2 separate regions of the Homo sapiens genome follow, and region 1 is linked to region 2. A link is a contact called in ENCODE Hi-C or POLR2A ChIA-PET data. All regions are on one chromosome and are shown on one strand. The core of a region is the stretch at or near the end of the contact, and the rest is flanking DNA. Distances in the headings are between cores, read along the strand shown.

What was found. Hi-C counts contacts between places; a loop is a spot of excess contacts on that map. ChIA-PET counts read pairs that join two places held with the same protein, here RNA polymerase II (POLR2A).
Region 1: a loop to region 2 is called in a map of PC-3, with 1.9 times the contacts of the local background. The contact joins two enhancer-like sites. A Hi-C loop is called at or near these places in 1 of 168 maps with a recorded cell type or tissue (PC-3). POLR2A ChIA-PET finds 5 or more read pairs at or near these places in 3 of 52 experiments (H1, Panc1 and T-cell).

What each region holds. Positions count from the first base shown.
Region 1 is chr13:23,672,239-23,675,331 of GRCh38, forward strand. It overlaps TNFRSF19 (TNF receptor superfamily member 19), which reads left to right. Exons shown (of 10, transcript NM_148957.4): 10 at 1,134-3,093. The coding sequence ends at 1,142. Among named protein-coding and RNA genes, the nearest start is that of TNFRSF19, 100 kb to the left of the region's middle. Within about 2 kb of position 1,319, at least 7 of the 41 ENCODE cell types and tissues checked have a DNase peak (open chromatin) inside an H3K27ac peak, as active enhancers do.
Region 2 is chr13:23,607,337-23,610,332 of GRCh38, forward strand. All of the region lies in intron 3 of TNFRSF19 (TNF receptor superfamily member 19), which reads left to right. Among named protein-coding and RNA genes, the nearest start is that of TNFRSF19, 38 kb to the left of the region's middle. Within about 2 kb of position 1,560, at least 19 of the 41 ENCODE cell types and tissues checked have a DNase peak (open chromatin) inside an H3K27ac peak, as active enhancers do.

The sequences.
Region 1 (3,093 bases), core at 69-2,568, 65 kb after region 2:
TTAATCAAGTTTTTCCTATACACATCTCTCCAGAAGGGAACAAAACTGAGATATTTGGAACATTTTTTGCTGAGATATTTGAGAGAACAAAGCCAGCCTGTTTACCTACAGGAAAAGCATATCTTGAAGTTGTTTTTAATGCAACATTTAAAATGTCAACAGGAACAGACAGAAAGAAGGTTAGAAAACATATGAGAGGACCCTGGGTTCTAGTGTTTCAATCTATTGAAATGTCTACTTTTTCCTTATTGGCAAAATGAGGATAATTTGCCTCCCACAGAAGGGTTCATGTAGTTATTATAATCATGTCAGTTAATCAACATATTTGATAAAACTATCTCCTGTTATTGGAAGTGTTTCATAAGATTTTACTTCTAAATAATCTCCTTAGACCTAGGAATAATTTTTTTGCATACACTTAACCTGGTATGTCACCAATGCCAAATTAGTGGTAAGTTAGTGAAGGGTTAATACATGAAATTAATGTTCAGTGGTTTCACTTGTCCCCTTCCCGGCATTGACGTCAGTGCCCTTTGTGATGAGGACACGTCTAATGGCTACACTTTGCTGAGGATATTCTCCCGATAAGGACTGTGAGTATGCTAGGGAGATTGTTATAAGAGAAATCTTATTCCCAACTATTTCTGAACATTCTCTAATAGTTTAATGGAAGTACATTCAAAGACTAAGTTGGCAGATAAAGAATGGTACTATTCATTCATCTTTGTTCTTTGAAAGAAAGGAAATACAGAATCCTAAAATATTTACCTACAAATGCTTTAAAGGAACACAGTATAGAAGAAAGAAGCTTTAAATGTTTGAATAAGGTTGAAAGCCCACAAAAGAATTGTTGTTAATACATTATGATTGCTATGGGTTACGGTATCATCTTTTAAGTACTCTGCAGTTATTGGGTGACTACGAATTGTTATGAAAATATTTATTTTATCCTGAGATTACATGGGTAGCTGGATATTTGGATACTATTGAATGAGTTTCTTGTCCATATGCTATTATTATATCCATGTATACTACTAGTAAAAGTTATGCATAATAATTCTTTACCATTGAAATTTAGCAGATTTAACTTGTAAGACATTATTTCTAAAGCTTCCTTTCTGTTGCTGTTTTAGGAAGCTTAAAGAACCTGCTTCTTTCTGCAGTAGAAGCGTGTGCTGGAACCCAAAGAGTACTCCTTTGTTAGGCTTATGGACTGAGCAGTCTGGACCTTGCATGGCTTCTGGGGCAAAAATAAATCTGAACCAAACTGACGGCATTTGAAGCCTTTCAGCCAGTTGCTTCTGAGCCAGACCAGCTGTAAGCTGAAACCTCAATGAATAACAAGAAAAGACTCCAGGCCGACTCATGATACTCTGCATCTTTCCTACATGAGAAGCTTCTCTGCCACAAAAGTGACTTCAAAGACGGATGGGTTGAGCTGGCAGCCTATGAGATTGTGGACATATAACAAGAAACAGAAATGCCCTCATGCTTATTTTCATGGTGATTGTGGTTTTACAAGACTGAAGACCCAGAGTATACTTTTTCTTTCCAGAAATAATTTCATACCGCCTATGAAATATCAGATAAATTACCTTAGCTTTTATGTAGAATGGGTTCAAAAGTGAGTGTTTCTATTTGAGAAGGACACTTTTTCATCATCTAAACTGATTCGCATAGGTGGTTAGAATGGCCCTCATATTGCCTGCCTAAATCTTGGGTTTATTAGATGAAGTTTACTGAATCAGAGGAATCAGACAGAGGAGGATAGCTCTTTCCAGAATCCACACTTCTGACCTCAGCCTCGGTCTCATGAACACCCGCTGATCTCAGGAGAACACCTGGGCTAGGGAATGTGGTCGAGAAAGGGCAGCCCATTGCCCAGAATTAACACATATTGTAGAGACTTGTATGCAAAGGTTGGCATATTTATATGAAAATTAGTTGCTATAGAAACATTTGTTGCATCTGTCCCTCTGCCTGAGCTTAGAAGGTTATAGAAAAAGGGTATTTATAAACATAAATGACCTTTTACTTGCATTGTATCTTATACTAAAGGCTTTAGAAATTACAACATATCAGGTTCCCCTACTACTGAAGTAGCCTTCCGTGAGAACACACCACATGTTAGGACTAGAAGAAAATGCACAATTTGTAGGGGTTTGGATGAAGCAGCTGTAACTGCCCTAGTGTAGTTTGACCAGGACATTGTCGTGCTCCTTCCAATTGTGTAAGATTAGTTAGCACATCATCTCCTACTTTAGCCATCCGGTGTTGGATTTAAGAGGACGGTGCTTCTTTCTATTAAAGTGCTCCATCCCCTACCATCTACACATTAGCATTGTCTCTAGAGCTAAGACAGAAATTAACCCCGTTCAGTCACAAAGCAGGGAATGGTTCATTTACTCTTAATCTTTATGCCCTGGAGAAGACCTACTTGAACAGGGCATATTTTTTAGACTTCTGAACATCAGTATGTTCGAGGGTACTATGATATTTTGGTTTGGAATTGCCCTGCCCAAGTCACTGTCTTTTAACTTTTAAACTGAATATTAAAATGTATCTGTCTTTCCTAGTATGTTTTTATCTTCTCATGTATTATCCATGGTTTTCTCTGTTTGTGACAGATTAGTAAAATTTAATGAGCCCTCTTTCTTGTGGCCGTTTCTCCATAGTTTTAGGTTTTGATATGTGTTTACTAGCTTGCCTGTGTCTGGTACATCTCATGACCTCAATTCCCTCACCTGAAATAGGAAATGAGAATGTTTCATTGTAGCCCCAAGCGGTCATGTCAACCTAGTGCCTAGTCATAATTAATTGACTTTTCCTGTATTACTTCTTTTTTTAAGTATAAACCAATGATCCTTTGGTAGTCAAGAACTCTTAGGAACATTGCCTTTTGGACATGTAAAATATTTAGGATTTGACCACACAATGGCTATGAAAATGCAAGTAGTTTCCTCGCGTGACCTCACCATGATTCACATACGTGCCACTGTTTGAAATCTGGTCTGTTTGCATTTCTGTTATGACAGAGAGATGATGTTTGCATTTCTGTTATGACAGAGAGATGATGAAAGTAGGCAGGGCTGT
Region 2 (2,996 bases), core at 310-2,809:
GGCAGGAGAATCGCTTGAGTCTGGGAGGCAGAGTTGTGGTGAGCCGAGATTGCACCACCGCACTCAAGTCTGGGTGACAAAGTGAGAAATAAATAAATAGATAAATAGATAGACAGTTTGGAGGGATACCTTTTAATTTGTAATTAAACAAGTCTCAGGGCCCTTTTTGACTGAGGCTTAGAATTTTGGTTACCTATGGTATTTGAAATTTTGAAAGCAGAGTAAACATAAAACTTTTTAAAGTTAATTATGAAAAAGAAGAAAAGCTAGACCAAACTATTGATATATACAACAAAAGATTTTTTTATATTGTGGGTAAAAAGTACATTTTTTAGTAGGCCATTAGCATTTTCAAATAACTTTTATTGTAACATTGTTATGTTATTTGCTTCTCTGTATTAAAGGTATCTTAAAACTTCTGACATTTTCTGTCCTCCAGTCCATCTGTCTAAAATAACGCACTCTGGGTCATGAGGTTCTTTCAATTACAAACATGTACCTGTGCCTTAAAACTAAAGCCTGGAAGTGCTTTGGTTAAGCAGGTATAGTTAAACTTTCCTCTGCGGTTTTATTTCTCCTAATTATTATTTTCTTTGGAAGGCATTCAATTCTATTTTTTCCCAAGGTATCTGAGCATCTCTTCCATTGTTAGTTAGGTTTCTACCATAAAAATGTGTAGTCAGGGCTGGCTGGGGCTTCTGGAATCGTATTCCTGGATACAGTCTACACCTTGACCCACCAGTGGTGTGTGGTCAGTAGGTCCCAGCCTCTTTTCACTTCCTTTCAATTATTAGGTATTAAGAAGTCTGCACAGCAGCTCCAGGTCCACCGATACTGTTGCTGACTTAGATTGATGATACCCTTCTCTTCCTTGGCCACTTTTAAAAGATTCTTATTTTAACTGTTTACCTTGGATATCTTGGGCTATGTTCATGTAAACGACATCTGTTAACATAAATATGAGCTATCTCTTGTAATACATATTATGCAACTAAGATAATATTAGCTAATTTTTCATACAGTAAGCCAGGTACTATGTGATCTTTGTATATTAAATAATGGAATCCTTACAACATATGTTTTAAATAGGGAATATAACCATCCCCATCTTATGGACAGGGAAACTGGGACACAGTGGTTCACTGATTTGTCCATTGTCACTGCTAGTAAGTAACAGTGCGGGAGGAAGGAGTGGTGGAGCCACGTGGGAGTAGCAATCTCTTGCTCGTTTTGTAAATAGCCTAGTGCAATTCTCTCTGATAGAACTGTCTGTGATGGTGGAAGTGGTCTCTATCTGCTCTATCCAGTATACGAGCAACTAGCCACTGCGGTTACTGAACACTTACAGAATTTTATTTCATTTTAATTGATGAAAATTAAATGAGGCCACATGGGGTCTGGCTATTGTATTGGACAGTACAGCTCTAGAATGATTAACTTTCTTCCAGTAATTCTGGCATGGGACCAGCCTGTAAAACAAGGAGATACCAGAATCATATTGACCTAACGCACATGCACTGCGGGAGCTGCCTTGCTGGTCAGCCTTCTTCCTGTCCTTCTTCCTCTGAGCTACGCTCGACCTTGCCACCAGTTCCCGACCCATCTGTTTCCGGTCCTCCATGCTCCTCATGCCAGATGCTGTTGCCCTGGGCGTTCTGAGCAGGCGCCTCTCGCTAGTTCCTTTGCTTCCTTCCCTGTAAGCCCCAAGCAGCATCTCTTCCCATTCAGTTCTTTTTTAGAAATTTTGCTTAATACATAGTTATCTTTCCTGCATTTTTAGGAAAATATATGACAGGTCGCTGAGCCATGTGGAGTCTGAGGATTTTATCCCATTGAGCCATATTTACCCTATCTCTCCTCCACTACAGGATTTCGATTTTGAAAGTGTATGAGAAAGATAATTCAGAATATTTTTCCTATTTCAGAGTCAAAAAATACAAAAGCTTGTTCTGGGCGCCCCATAAGTAGTACCTGCTGGGCATTCTGAACCATAAATATGGTGAGGGTTACTCGGCCATCAGGCATCCTTTCAGCTCCCAAAAATAAACCTAACTTTGGGATATGTGGGAGAGGATGATTTTTGTTTTCCTGAAGTAACCACATTAGACTTTTAATTCTTACTGCCTAGAATTCGCCCAGCCCCAGCCCATCCTCCTCACTCGTATTAATGCCAACAGTGTGCTTGTAACACGATCGCCTCGCAGCAGTAAATCAGGAAACTAGTTTTTGCATGAACCACTTGAAACAGGCTTCAAGTCTCTGGCACAGTTTTCAAAGTAAACTTTTCTAACCAATTATTGGGAGGACTTTAGTTAATGTGAAAAAATTAACTCTTGTAAACAACAACATACTTTCCTCCGCACGGGGCATACCCAGCTTCATATTTCTGAAGATGTTTACATTTTTGAAAACTGTTTTTGTCTCTATGAGGAAAGTTTTAAAAAAATTAATTTGTAAGCATAAAAAATGAGATTCATTTCTGCCATTTAATGACAGTGTTGCTCACTTTATTTATGTTTAATTATAGCTGATCTAGCCTAGGGATGGTTGTAAGATATTAACGAGCCCTTGCTTGTCAGTTTTCTCTAAAAAACTCAAGCACAGCCTTTTAGAAACTGAAAGTTGAGGGGAAATATCTCTTCAATGTTGTTTCATTAAAGGAAGTTAAAAGTTGATTTCTAAGCACCAGCAACATAAATCTAATTTGTCATTTGCATTTGCATGCCCTAGATTCTCCCTTCAAATAACTTCTCCATCCACATTTAAAATTTAACATTTAACTTTGAAAGTTCAAAGGACTGCAGTTAATAACGCACTGGCTGTACAAATAAATAGTGCTTTCAACCCAAGGCCCAGAATGTGTTTCCTGGACAACAAGGGTCTGTGAGTTTTCCCCTGTGGTCTGAAGAGCTGCTCCTCCAACCTGTAGGTAGGACCCGCTTATGTTTTTGTTAAAGGCTGGATTTGCAGAAGGAGAAAAGAGAGAAGGGGATTTG